2 separate regions of the Homo sapiens genome follow, and region 2 is linked to region 1. Evidence: read pairs that join two places in POLR2A ChIA-PET (ENCODE). Cell type or tissue: Panc1. All regions are shown on one strand. Links, peaks and the distances in the headings refer to the core of each region. The heading gives the core; the rest is flanking DNA.

Region 1 (8,542 bases), core at 2,721-6,720:
TGACAGGCATGGAGCTGTCATCTCCTGTAACAATGCCTTCTTCTAGAATGTTTTCTGAAGATCTGCCTAAGGGTGTTTTACAGTTAACCTTTTTGTGTACATAAGAGTACACTCTAAAATAATGATTAAAACTATGGCATAGTAAACACATAAACCAGTAACAGTTGTTTATTATCATCAAATATTATGTACTATACATAACTGTATATGTGATTCAGTATTTTTATTTTATTTTATTCTATTCTATTCTACTCTTATTTTATTATTTTATTGGAAACAAGGTCTCACTCTATCGACAGACTGGAGTGCAGTGGCCCAATCCTAGCTCACTGAAGCCTCAATCTCCTGGGCTCAAGTGATCCTCCCACCTCAGCCTCCTGAGTTGCTGGGATTACAGATGCCTGCCACCGTGCCTCGCTACAGTACTTTTATAGGACTGGCAGCACAGAAGGTTTACACCAGCATCACCACAAACACGTGAGTAATGTGTTGTGCTATGGTTAGATGATAGGAATTTTTTTTTTTTGAGACAGAGTCTCACTCTGTTGCCCAGGCTAGAGTGCAGTGGTGCAATCTTGGCTCACCGCAACCTCTGCCTCCTGGGTTCAAGCGATTCTCCCTGCCTCAGCCTCCTGAGTAGCTGGGATTAAAGGCATGTGCCACCACAGTCGGGTAATTTTTGTATTTTTAGTAGAGATGGGGTTTCGCTATGTTGGCCAGGCTGGTTTTGAACTCCTGACCTCAAGTCATCCACCCACCTTGGCCTCCCAAAGTGCTGGGATTATAGGCGTGAGCCTATAATCTGGCCAGATGATAGGAATTTTTCAACTGTATTATAATCTTATGGGACAACTGTCATATATGTGGTCTGTCATTGACAGAAACATCATCACTTGTTGTATGACTATGGCATGATTCCACTTATATGGGGTATCCAGAGTAGTCAAACTCATAGAAACAAAACACTAGGATGGTGGTTGCCAGGGGCTGAGAGGATGGGGAAATGGGGAGTTGCTGTTCAATGGATATTGCGCCCGGCCAGCCACACCAATTCTTACACCAAGAAGTGATGGAGCACAAGTGCTGATGGGCCTTAACACCATCATAAACATCTTTTGTTTGTCCCGGGGAAGAAATTCCCAACTCCTTCCAAAGGTCTGCCAAAGTCTACCAGTATCCCAAGCTGATTTCCTTATCCCCTCAGCAGATGCTGGAAAGCTGGAAGTCTCCTTCCTTCTCACTCTCCTGCTTGACATCTGCACAGCCATTCTTCTTCCTCCCCTTGCTCCCCTTCCTCCCCTTCTCCTTCTCCTACTTATTGAGACAGAGTCTCGCTCTGTCGCCGAGGCTGGAGTGCAGTGGTGTCATCTCGGCTCACTGCAACCTCTGCCTCCTGGGTTCAAGCAATTCTCTTGCCTCCACCTCCTGAGTAGGTGGGATTACAGGTGTGTGCCACCACAGCAGGCTAATTTTTGTATTTTTAGTAGAGACGGGGTTTCACCATATTGGCCAGGATGGTCTCGAACTCCTGACCTCAGGTGATCTGCCTGTCTTGGCCTCCCAAAGTGCCGGGATTACAGGCATGAGCCACCGGCGCCCGGCCCTTTTTATTATTATATATTATTTTTGAGACTGGGTCTCACTCTGTAATCCAGGCTGGAGGGCAGTGGCGTGATCACAGCTCACTGCAGCCCTGACCTCTTGGGCACAAGCAGTCCTCCCGCGTCAGCCACCCAAAGTGCTGGGTCTACAGGCATGAGCTACTGTGCCCAGTCTACGATTTTTTTAAAATTTATAATTATTTTGTTTATTCAGGCAGTACAACATGATGTTTTGATTTATGTACACATTATAGAGAGTCAAGCTAATTAACACACCCAATACCTCACCAATTTATCATTTTTGTGTGGTGAGAACGTTAAAAATCCATTCTTTCTCCTCTGAAGCTGTAGAGGATGGGGTGTCCCTGCTTTCCTTTTTAACGATAAAATCATGTTTGTTATTTCATAAAATAGTTAGACAGTGAGGCTTTGTTAGTTTGTTTAATGTCCTAACTCGGCAAAATTGAAAGGTGGCAACACTCTGCCCCTCTCCCATGCACCATGCATACACACATATGTTTACAGCTAGGTTTTTTTTGGGGGGGGAGGTAGTATCCATATCATGTATTAATTTTCTTACAATTTATTTTTTCTTTTCTTTCAGTGACGGGGTGTTGCTCTGTCACCCAGGCTGGCGTGCAGTGGTGTGATCATAGCTCACTACAGCCTTGACCTCCCGGCCTCCAGCTATCCTCCCATCTCAGGCTCCCAAGTAGCTGGGAATACAGACATGCACCACCACACCCAGCTAATTTTTCTTTTTCTTTTTCTTTTTTCGTAAAGACAGGATTTCGCCATGTTCGCCAGGCTGGTCTCGAACTCCTAGCCTCAAGCCATCCTCCCAACTTGGCCTCCAAAAGTGCTGGGATTATAGGCAATGAGCCACCATGCCCTGCCTAATTTTCTTACAATTTCAAAATATAAATATCATATCTTAATAATTTATAATGACGTCACCAATATTCTCCCTATTGTCTCAAAAAAGTGGCAACCTTTGCAGAAGGGAGGATCTTCTAAAAGAACAAAATGAAAAAAGATAAGAATTCTAACTTGGGTCTTGCGCCGGGCATTGCCTGAAGCAGACAGCCAGAGGCAATCTTTCAGGAATGGAGTGAGGAAGAAATGGGGAGGGAGAGGTAAGCCTGGGGGTTCTGTGGGCAGCAGGAATCTTCAGCTGCTGGGAGGTAAGGGGACTTCTAAGAAAGTGGATGTCCTCTGTTTGACTTTGTTATATTTTCTGCTGTGTGGCCCGGGCTTGTCAGCTTGTCATCTTTCTCCCTTGGCCCTATAAACACAGAGAAACAGAGAAAAGAACAAGAATTCTGGGGACAGTGGAATTAGAACCAGAGGTGACCAAAGGGACATATTATCCAGGTGGTAACTGCCGGAAGTAGATGTTCTTTAACAGTTTAAAAAGTGATGATGAGGCCAGGCACAGTAGCTCGCGCCTCTAACCCCAGCACTTTGGGAGGCCGAGGTGGGTGGATCACCTGAGGTCAGGAGTTCAAGACCAGCCTGGCCAGCATGGTGAAACCCTGTCTCTACTAAAAATACAAAAAATTAGCCAGGCATGGTGGCATGTGCCTGTAATTCCAGCTACTTGGAAGGCTGAGGCAGGAGAATCACTTGAACCTGGGAGGCAGAGGTTGCAGTGAGCCGAGATCGCACCACTGCACTCCAGCCTGGGCAACAGAGTGAGACTCCGTCTCAAGAAAAAAAAAGTGATGATGATGATGACAGAAAGAATACAATGTAGAAAAGCTTAGACCCTTGGCTAATGGGGCTTTGTTTAACCACATAGGATTTAATCCCAACCACTTCTGCCAAAATTTTGTTCTCTAGAGGCCCTATTCTTTGCTTTCTTTATTATTATTATTATTATTATTATTATATTATTTTTTTTAGAGTTGAGGAGTCTGGTTCTGTCACCCAGGCTGGAGTGCAGTGGTGTGATCTTGGCTCACTGCAACCTCTGCCTCCCAGGTTCAAGCAATTCTCCTGCCTCAGCCTCCTGAGTAGCTGAGATTACAGGCGTGTGCCACCACGACTGGCTGATTTTTGTATATTTATTTATTTATTTATTTATTTTCTGAGACCGAGTCTTGCTTTGTTGTCCAGGCTGGAGTGCAGTGGTGCGATCTTGGCTCACTGCAACCTCTGCCTCCCAGGTTCAAGCAATTCTCCTGCCTCAGCCTCCCAAGTAGCTGGGATTACAGGCACCCACCACCGTGCCTGGCTAATTTTTGTATTTTTAGTAGAGACGGGGTTTTACCATGTTGGCCAGGCTGGTCTTGAACTCCTGACCTCAGGTGATCCACCCACCTCGGCCTCCCGAAGTGCTGGGATTACAGATGTGAGCCTCTGCGCCCGGCCAATTTTTGTATTTTTAGTAGAGACGGGGTTTCACACTGTTTTTCCCAAAGTGCTAGGATTACAGGTGTGAGCCACCTCACCTGGCCCCATTCTTTTGCTTTCTACCCTTTCTTAACCCTGTTCCCAAAATGTATGCGTCTGTGGCTGGAATATGTTAAAGGGAAGTAGCTTTCCACCTCTGTATTGGTTCATTCTGACTCTGCTTTTTCTTGCACCTGTGCTCTTCTTTTTAAAATGTTTTTGAGTGTTTTTATTTAACACTAATACACATTGGGTTTGGCCAAATAGATGTCTTTTCATCCCTGTGCCCCTCTGCAATGATACATTTCTGGAGAGGAGAGGCCAGGCAGGTTTCATTATCCTTACACATTACCTGGCAAGCTGCCATGTGCAACAGGTATTTAATACATATTTTTTGAAAAACAATCTCTCATGTCTTTGGAATCATTGGGAACTACAACCAAGTGAAGGCAGTAGAAGTTGGTGGCTGATGAAGTGCCTACAATGCATGCTATTTCTATAGGGAAGATTCCAAACGTACGTCAATTGTTAGTAAAGGAATTGATAGAGGCCAGGCATGGTGGCTCATGCCTGTAATCCCAGCACTTTGGGAGGCCGGGGCAGGCGAATTGCTTGAGCCCAGGGGTTCAAGATGTAGCCTGGGCAACATTGTGAGATTCCGTCTCTACTAAAAATACAAAAATTAGCCACATGTGGTGGCTCACACCTGTAGTCTCAGCTACTTGGGAGGCTGAAGTGGAAGGATCGCCTGATTCCAGGAGTTCAAGACCACGCTGGGCAACATAGGGAGACCTCGTCACTACCAAAAATAAAAAAAATTATCTGGGCGTGGTGGCTCATGCCTGTGGTCCCAGCTACTTAGGAGGCTGAGGTGGGAGGATTGCCTGAGCCAAGGAGGTCGAGGCTGCAGTGAGCTGAGATCATGCCACTGCACTCCAGCCTGGGTGACAGAATGAAAGCCTGTCCCCCAAAAAATAAAATAATGAAATCATGAGCTAAACCAAGTACAAAATTAATAAATAAAAAGATTAAAAATAAAAATAAAATAAAGGAATGGATAGAAGGGATGAATTGTCAACAAGATCCCGATATGTTTTCCCTTCTGATTTCAAGTATCTAATTCAGTTATTCATTTTACCCTGAGGGTGGCAGCAGGAGTCTCTTCTATCGCCCAAGCGTTGCCAAGAGGCAACTTTTAGGTCACTCTGACATGAGCTAACAGATGCAGTTTCTGGTTAGAGAGCTTGGACAGATCCATGCCATTTCCTCTCCCTTACAAGGTTGGGGGGAAAGGCTGCGTGCGGCCTCAGGAAACCCTGGGGAGCAGCAGGGATCCTCCCCAGCTGTCGCCCAATTAGAAAGCCAGTGATTTAACAGAAGGCCAAGAAGACTCACAGGGCCAGGCCTGGGGTTCTCTTTGTTCCACCTTTTTTCCCATGCTGAGAAATGAAAGAGAAAAACATTGCATGACAAGAATTAATGGTGTCAAACAAATAGCATCAAAGACAATTTAAGTATTGCTCTTCTCTCTCGGAAATGGATGAAGACAAAGAGTAGTGGCTTCCTTTTTACCCATTAACTGCTCTACATTTGGAAAGAGCTGGTGGACAGTGTTTTCATACTGTATCCATTCAGCTTGATGCTTACAAATGTACAGTTCAGAAATTTTTCAAGGAAACAGTTTGCTACAAAGCACATAGTTTCCTCTGATCATAACCATGACCTCGTTTATAATCATAATCTTGTTTATAATCTCAGGATGCCAACATGCCCAAAATGACTTTGGAATCATTGTTTTAAAATTTCATCTTTTTTTAAGACTTTATTTTTTAGAGCAGTTTTAGGTTCATGGCAAAATTGAGCAGAAAGTGCAGAAATTTCCCAGATAACTCCTGCCCCTACACACCCACAACCTCTGTCACTATCACCACCCCTAACCAGAGCTGTACAGTTGTTGCAATTGATGAACCTGCAATTGACGCATCATCATCACCCAAAGTCCATAGTTTACATTATGACTCACTCGTGTTGTATATTTTATGGGTTTTGACAAAGATACAAGGACACATATCCATCATTGCAGTATCATGCAGAGTAGTTTCACTGCCCTAAAAATCCTCTGTGCTCCACTTATTCATCTCTCCTTCCCCTCAACTCCTGTAAACCACTAATCTTTTTACTGCCTCCTTAGTTTTGCCTTTTCCGGAATGTCATATAGTTGGAATCATACAGTATGTAGCCTTTTCAGATTGGCTTCTTTCACTTAGTATATCAGTCTGTTCTCATGCTGCTTATAAAGACATACCCAAGACTGGGTAATTTATAAAGAGGTTTAACGGAGTCACAGTTCCACGTGGCTGGGGAGGCCTCACAATAATGGTGGAAGGTAAAAGGCATGTTTTACATGGTGGCAGATAAAAGAGAATGTGGACCAAGCAAAAGGGTTTTCCCCTTATGAAACCATCAGATTTTGTGAGACTTATTCACTACCATGAGAACAATATGAGGGAAACTGCCCCCCATGATTCAGTTATCTCCCACTGGGTCTCTCCCACAACGCGTGGGAATTATGGGAGCTATAATTCAAGATGAGATTTGGGTGGGGACACAGCCAAACCTATCACTTAGTAATATGCATTTAAGTTTCCTCCATTTTTTTTTTTTTTTCTGAGACAGAGTCTCGCTCTGTCACCCAGGCTGGAGTGCAGTGGCGCGATCTCGGCTCTCTGCAACCTCCGCCTCCCGGGTTCAAGTGATTCTCCTGCCTCAGCTTCCTGAGTAGCTGGGATTACAGGCGTGTGCCACCACGCCCAGCTCATTTTTAGTAGAGATGGGGTTTCACCATGTTGGCCAGGCTGGTCTCAAACTCCTGACCTCAAGTGATCCACCTGCCTCCGCTTCCCAAAGTGCTAGGATTACAGGCATGAGCCACCGCGCCTGGCCTCTTCCATGTCTTTTTATGGCTTGGTAGCTCAGTTCTTTTTCTCACTGCATAATATTCCACTATCTGGATGTACCAGTTTATTTATCCACTCACCTACCAAAGGACATTTTGGTTGCTTCCATGTTTTTGCAATTATGAATAAAGCTGCTATAAACATTCCTGTGTGTAGATTTACGTGGGGACATAAGTTTTCAAGTCATTTGGGTAAATATCAAGGAATGCAATTACTGGATGGTATAGTAAGAGTATGTTTAGTTTTGTAAGAAGCCGCCAAACTGTCTTCCAAAGTGGCTGTGCCATTTTGCATTCTCATGAATGAGAGTTTCTGTTGCTCCACATCCTCGACAGCATTTGGTGTTGTCAGTGTGTTGTTTTCACCATTCTAATAGGTGTGTAGTGGCATCTCACTGTTGTTTTATTTTATTTTTTATTTTTTTAATTTTGAGACAGGGTTTCACTCTCGTTGCCCAGGCTGGAGTGCAATGGCGCGATCTTGACTCACCGCAACTTCCGCCTCCCAGGTTCAAGCAATTCTCCTGCCTCAGCCTCCCTAGTAGCTGGGATTACAGGCATGTGCCACCACGCCCAGCTAATTTTGTATTTTTAGTAGAGACGGGGTTTCTCCATGTTGGTCAGGCTGGTCTTGAACTCCTGACCTCAGGTGATCCGCCCGCCTTGGTCTCCCAAAGTGCTGGGATGACAGGCATGAGCCACTGCGCCCAGCCTAACTGTTGTTTTAATTTGCAAGTCTCTAATGACATATGATGTTGGGCATCTTCATATGCTTATTTGCCATCTGTCCACCTTCTTTGGTGAGGTGTCTATTCAGGTCTTTTGCCCATTTTTTAATCAGGTTGTTCATTTTCTTACCGTTGAGTTTTAAGAGCTCTTTGCAATTTTGGATAATAGTCATTTATCAGACACCTCTTTTGCAAATATTGTGGCTTGTCATTTCATTCACGTTTGTGGGGAGGGGGGAACGGAGTCTCACTCTGTCACCCAGGCTGGAGTGCAGTGGTGCAATCTCGGCTCACTGCAACCTCTGCCTCCTGGGTTCAAGCAATTCTCCTGCCTCAACCTCCAAGTAGCTGGGATTACAGGTGCACACTACCACACCTGGCTATCATCTCATTCTCTTGATCATCCTTTTTTCTTAAATTAAAAAGTGAGCAATTTCTTTGCAGTCAGAACAACATTTCTGTTGGCAGTGTGTGGTGGTAAAGAGGGGGACTCTGGAGTTAGCTTGGATTTGAATTCCAGTTCTGCCACTTATTAGCTGTGCCAGTTACTGAATGTCTCTGTGCTGCACTTTCCTCATCTTTAAAATGGGTATATGAGCTGGGCGTGGTGGCTCATGCCTGTAATCCCAGCACTCTGAGAGGCAGAGGTGGGTGGATTGCTTGAGGTCAGGAGTTCAAGACCAGCCTGGGCAACACGGCAAAATCCCGTCTCTACAAAAAATACAAAAATTAGCTGAGTGTGGTGGTGCACACCTGTAGTCTCAGCTACTTGGGGGACTGAGGTGGGAAGATCGCTTGGGCCCAGGAGGAGGAGGCTGCAGTGAGTGGAGATCGTGCCATTGCACTCCAGCCTGGGCGAGAGA
Region 2 (6,271 bases), core at 2,272-6,271, 210 kb after region 1:
CTGGACCCAGCCCAGGAAACCATTTTTCCCTTTTAGGCATCCAGGCCTGTGATGGGCGGGCCTGCCCCGAACGTCTCTGACATGCCCTGGAGACATTTTCCCCATTGTCTTGGTGATTAACATTCGGTTCCTCGTTACTTATGCAAATTTCTGAAGTGGCTTGAATTTCTCCCCAGAAAATGGGGGTTTCTTTTCTATCACATATTCAGGCTGCAAATTTTTCAAACTTTTATGCTCTGTTTGTTTCCTCTTGAACACTTAGCTGCTTAGAAATTTCTTCCGCCAGGTATCCTAAATAATCTCTCTCAAGTTCAAAGTTCCACAGATCTCCAAGGCAGGGGCAAAAAGCCACCAGTCTCTGCTAAAGCATACCTTTGCTCCAGTTCCCAACAGGTTCCTCATCTCCATCTGAGGCCATATCAGCCTGGAATTTATTTTTCATATCACTACCAGCATTTTGGTCAAAGCCATTCAACAAATGTCTAGGAAGTTCCAAACTTCCCCACATCTTCCTGTCTCCTTTAGAGCCCTCCAAACTGTTCCAACCTCTGCCTGTTACCCAGTTCCAAAGTTGCTTCCACATTTTTGGGTATCCTTATAGCAGCACCCAACTCCTGGTACCAATTTATTGTATTAGCCCCTTTATAAAACCATTAGTCTAAGGGAGGAGACCACCCCTCATATTGTCTTATGCTCAATTTCTGCCTCCAAAGAAAGAAGAAGTAAAAACTAAAAGGCAGAAATGAAATCCATAGGCTGCCACACCCTGGGCCTGGTTAAAGATTGACCCCTGACCTAACCAGTTATGTTATCTATAGATTCCAGACATTGTATGGAAAAGCATTGTGAAAATCCCTGTCCTATTCTGTCCCGTTCCGATTACCAGTGCATGCAGCCCCCAGTCACGTACCCCCTGCTTGCTCAATTGATCATGACTCTCTCACGTGGACCCCCTTAGAGTTGTAAGCCCTTAAAAGGGATGGGAATTGCTCACTCGGGGAGCTCAGTTTTTGGAGATGTGAGTCTTGCTGAAGCTCCCAGCTGAATAAAGCCCTTCCTTCTTTAACTCGGTGTCTGAGGGATTTTGTCTGAGGCTTGTCCTGCTACATTACTTGGTTCCCTGACCAGTTAGAAAGGTGATTAATGGATGGTGGAGGCAGCCCCTTAGGCAGCTTAGGCCTGCCCTGTGGAGCATCCCTGCAGGGGACTCCAGCCAGCTTGAGTGACGCGGATCCTGAGAGTGCCCCGGGGTAGGCAATTACCCCAGTGGAACGCCTCACCAGAGCAGCATGTGGCAGGCCCCTGTGGAAGATCAACTCAGTGGCTGAACACCGGGAAGGAACTGGCACTTGGAGTCTGGACATCTGAAACTTGGTAAGACTGGTCTTTGGAACTTGCCCACTCCATTTCAATGGAAGCGTGGCCTGATCACCCACGATGTGCCTGTACCGGCACTTTGGTTTTTGTTTTTGACTTGACTTGGGTTGCTTGATACTTTGGTTTTGGTTTTGACCTGGCTTAGATTTCTGGATACTCTGATTTTGGTTTTGATTCTGGTTTGGTGTAAACTGTAAAAGTGTGTGTGTGCCCTTTTTACCCGTTCTTTGTTTTGTGGTGTGTGTGTGGTGTGAGAGTGGTGTTTTGTCTTGAGGAAGCATGGGTCGGGCACAAGGTAAGCCCACCCCACTAGGAACTATGTTGAAAATTTTCAAGAAAGGATTTACGGGAGATTACAGTGTTACTATGACACCAGGAAAACTTAGAACTTTGTGTGAAATAGACTGGCCAGCATTAGAGGTGGGTTGGCCATCAGAAGGAAGCTTGGACAGGTCCCTTGTTTTAAAGGTATGGCACAAGGTAACCTGTAAGCCAGGGAACCCAGACCAGTTCCCGTAGCTAGACACTTGGTTACAGGTGGTTTTAGACCCCCCCACACACACAGTGGTTGAGAGAACAGCAGCATAAGCGGCTGGCAGAGGCAAGGAAAGACCAGCAGAGGGAGAGAGAGGAAAGAGACAGAGAGGAAAGAGGCAAAGAGAGAGAGGAAGAGACAGAGAGACAAAGAGGGAGTCGAGGAGAAAAAGAGAGGAAGAGACAGAGGCAAAAGGAAAGTCAAAAAGAGAGACAGAAAGTCAAAAAAAGAAAGAGAGAAATATACAAGTAGTTAAAAAAAAAAAAAACAGCGTACCCTATCTATTCCTTTAAAAGCCCGGGTAAATTTAATACCTATAATTGATAATTGAAGGTCTTCTCCGTGACCCTACAACACTCCAATACAACCTTGTTGTAAGTGTAAACAAGGGCGTAGCCTGAAAGCATTGAGGCCACTGACTACCTGTAGCCTTCCTATCAAAAATCCTTAACCCAGTAACCTGTGGATGGCCCAAATGCATTCAATCTGTAGTGGCAACTGCTTTGCTAACAGAATAAAGTAGAAAAATAACTTTTAGAGGAAATCTCATTATGAGCACACCTCACTAGTTCAGAAGTATCCTAAGCGGGGGAAAAAAAAAGATGATTTAACATTAACCACTGAAAATTCCCTTAACCCAGCAGGTTTCCTAACAGGGGATCTAAATCTTAATTACCATACAAAGGTCTGATCAGACCTAGGAGGAACTCCCTTCAGGACAGGATGATAGATGCTTCCTCCCAGGTAATTGAAGAAAAAAAAGCCATCTATACCAATTCTAAGTTAATTTGGACTAAACAAGGTCTTATTAATAGCAAAGGATAATTGAAATCCCAAACTTACAAGATTTTCAACAAAAGTAAAGTTTGCTAAAAGTTAACAATGTAACATGTATTATAATAACTTCTAATCTTGTGGCCTTAGACAATCTAGCCCACAGACATAAAGGAAGTTCACTTTGGAAAAGAATGGTTATCTTAGAAGAAAAAAAAAAGGGGGGAAAAGATGGGGGCAGAGTTTATGTAAAAAGAATATTATATGGTAAATTCTTGTCCTGAAATAAATTAACTGGTTGTTTAAAGAAAGAAATGTTTGTAATAAGTCTGAAAGTTGAGGCAGGTCAAAGAATTGTCTGTGAAAGTCATGAAAGAGAAAAAATATATATTATAAAAAAAGAATTTATGCAAGAAATGTTGTATAATTTAAAAGTAACTAAGCCTCCTGAATGTAAAACTATTGAAAAAATAGTTTATGTGCAAGGTGTATAAGGAAAGTAAAATATACCTTTGGTAAAAGGATTATAAGGTGGCATAAGAATGTAAATTTTTACCTACATTAAAAGGTTAAAACAAATTTGTTTTGAAGGTTTAAGCAAGTTTTAAAATGTTAATTGTAAAAAAAATTCTGCGTGTAAACATATTAGCTAAAGTTAAAGGGGTATCATCCAGTTTTTCTGTGAAGTGAACATTAAAATAAAAACACAACGTGTTTCTCTTAAAGCACTAACCTGCTCTTTAACACAGATTATAAAAGGTTAAAAAGAGTCTATAAAAATCTTACCTTATGGTCTGACATTAAAAACTGAATAAATATGTCTGCAAAGTTTTATTAAAACTAAGTTTAACATTGGCCGGGCGCAGTGGCTCACGCCTGTAGTCCCAGCACTTTGGGAGGCCGAGGCGGGCAGATCCCAAGGTCAGGAGATCGAGACCATCCTGGCTAACACGGTGAAACCCCGTCTCTACTAAAAATACAAAAAATTAGCCGGGCGTGGTGGCAGGCGCCTGTAGTCCCAGCTACTCGGGAGGCTGAGGCAGGAGGGAGGCAGAGCTTGCAGTGAGCCGAGATGGAGCCACCACACTCCAGCCTGGGTGACAGAGTGAGACTCCATCTCAAAAAAAAAAAAAAAAACTAAGTTTAACATTAATAACACACTAATATAAAGGTGAAATTTAGCTTATCTGGTATAAAAATCATACAGGAAGCATTATCAAATATAAAATGGTGTTTGACTTCTTTGGTCCAAAAACTAATAAAAATAGGTGCTAAAGGAAATTTCTCAGTAGAAAGTCACCAAGGACTATAATGTCCACTGCTGATGTCCCCACATTTAAAACAAAAGGTCAGTTTCTTAAAAATTATATACTTGGTTAATCCTCCACTTCCCTTTCCCTCAAAACTAAAAGTCTTTTAGCACATGTACCACCCCTAGAATTTCCAGTAAACCAGCACCAGCACCAGCCTGAAGATCACGTTCTCATCAAAGGATGAAAAAAAAGGAAACTCGAGCCAGCCTAGGAAGGACCCTATCTTGTGCTGCTAACCACCGAGACTGCTGTTCGTACAGCGAAAAAAGGATGGACTCATCACACCTGAGTCAAGAAAGCGCCACCCCCTCCAGAATCATGGGCCATAGTCCCAGGGGAAAACCCTACCAAACTAAAGCTAAGAAAAATTTAACTCTTTCATCTATTCTATTACTCTTTCTTCTTTCCTCGCTCTATTGCTGACCATCTAGTTATTAACATAACCAAGTCAATTTTACCTCAGACTATTGCATTTAATGCTTGTCTTGTTATACCCTGTGGGGACCTGCCAAGTCAAAGACAGTTCTGTACTTGAGAAAAATACATCTGTCCCTCCTGACTCTCCTCAGACTGGGCATTGGTAAATTAGGACCATTTAATCAGGGGAAATTTCAATAAAGACTCCAGTGTCAACCAGGAGTCTTGCTCCCCAATGTAGAGCTTTTATGCTGTACTTGGTCCAACATTCTGTGGACCACTAAAGTGCAAGGATGGACTGCCCCAACTGGTTTTTGTAATTTCCTAAAATCATACATTCATTTTACTAGAGGATCATAGAAGTTAAAGACTTAAAACAAACTTTGGCAATTAAGACAGGATACCAAGATGCAAATGCCTGGTTGGAATGGATCAAATATTCCGTCTGCACCTTAAACAAAAGCAATTCTTATGCTTGTGCATATGGCAGGCCAGAGTCCCAGATTGTCCCCTTTCCACTAAGGTGGTCCTCCAGTGGACCAGGCATGCGCTGCATGGTAGCTCTTTTCCAGGATTCTACAGCCTGGAGTGATAAGTCGTGCCAAGCTCTCTCTGCTATATCCCAAAGTACGGCACCCTGTGGGTCAGCCCCCAAGGGCCATCCAGCTTCCGTCTCCCAACACTAACTTCACTTCTTGTCTCTCACGACAGGGAGGAAACTTAGCATTCCTTGGAGACCTGAAGGGATGCAGTGAGCTTAATAATTTTCAAGAGCTTATCAATCAGTCAGCGCTTGTTCATCCCTGAGTGGATGTGTGGTGGTATTGGGGTGGACCTTTATTGGGCACTCTGCCGAATAACTGGAGTGGCACTTGTACTTTAGTCCAATTGGCTATCCCTTTCACCCTGGCATTTCATCAACCAGAGGGAGGAAAAATAAGACATTGTAAAGCGAGAGAAGCCCCTTATAGGTCTTTCGACTCTCATGTCTATTTAGACGCAATTGGAGTCCCATGGGGAATACCAGATCAATTTAAAGCTTGAAATCAAATAGCTGCAGGATTTGAGTCAATATTTTGGTCGGTGACAGTTAATAAAAATTTAGATTGGATAAACTACATCTATTACAACCAACAGCAATGAGCTTTTCATGAGTTAAAAGAAAAACTCATGTCGGCCCCAGCCCTGGGGCTACCTGACCTGACAAAACCCTTTACACTCTATGTGTCAGAAAGAGAAAAAATGGCAGTTTTGGAGTTTTAACCCAGACTGTGGGGCCCTCTCTCAAAACAACTAGACGGGGTTTCCAAAGGCTGGCCCCCATGTCTAAGGGCCCTGGCAGCAATGGCCCTGTTAGCACAAGAAGCAGATAAACTAACCCTTGGGCAAAACCTGAATATAAAGGCCCCCCATGCTGTGGTAACTTTGATGAATACCAAAGGACATCACTGGATAACAAATGCTAGATTAACCAAGTACCAAAGCTTGCTATGTGAAAATCCCCACATAACCACTGAAGTTTGCAACACCCTAAACCCAGCTACCTTGCTCCCAGTATCAGAGAGCCCAGTTGAACACAACTGTGTAGAGGTATTGGACTCAGTTTATTCTAGTGGGCCCAACCTTTGAGACCATCCTTGAACATCAGTAGACTGTGAGCGGTATGTGGACGGGAGCAGCTTCGCCAACCCCTGCAAAGTAACTCTGAAGAAGTCGACAAGCCCTGCTCCAGTCACACCCGGAAGCTGACTGGTCCACGCACGGCTGAAGCATGAGAAAACTCATCGCGGGACTCATTTTCCTTAACATTTGGACTTGTACAGTAAGGACTTCAACTGACCTTCCTTGGACTGAG

What was found. Peaks named below come from ENCODE experiments on the same cell type or tissue, not always from the same donor. Only the 100,000 strongest peaks of a DNase experiment are listed, where the experiment ranks them.
Region 2: POLR2A ChIA-PET joins it to region 1 with 5 read pairs; 2 of 35 experiments call an interaction of 5 or more read pairs at or near these places.

What each region holds. Positions count from the first base shown.
Region 1 is chrX:48,643,301-48,651,842 of GRCh38, forward strand. It overlaps LOC124905186 (a long non-coding RNA gene), which reads left to right and starts at 354. Exons shown (of 2, transcript XR_007068228.1): 1 at 354-477. RefSeq lists an enhancer at 5,104-5,766. In Panc1, for the core only: no CTCF peak of the experiment used is centred there; a DNase peak (open chromatin) is centred at 5,144.
Region 2 is chrX:48,853,065-48,859,335 of GRCh38, forward strand. No RefSeq gene overlaps it. Among named protein-coding and RNA genes, the nearest start is that of PCSK1N, 21 kb to the left of the region's middle. In Panc1, for the core only: no CTCF peak of the experiment used is centred there; no DNase peak of the experiment used is centred there.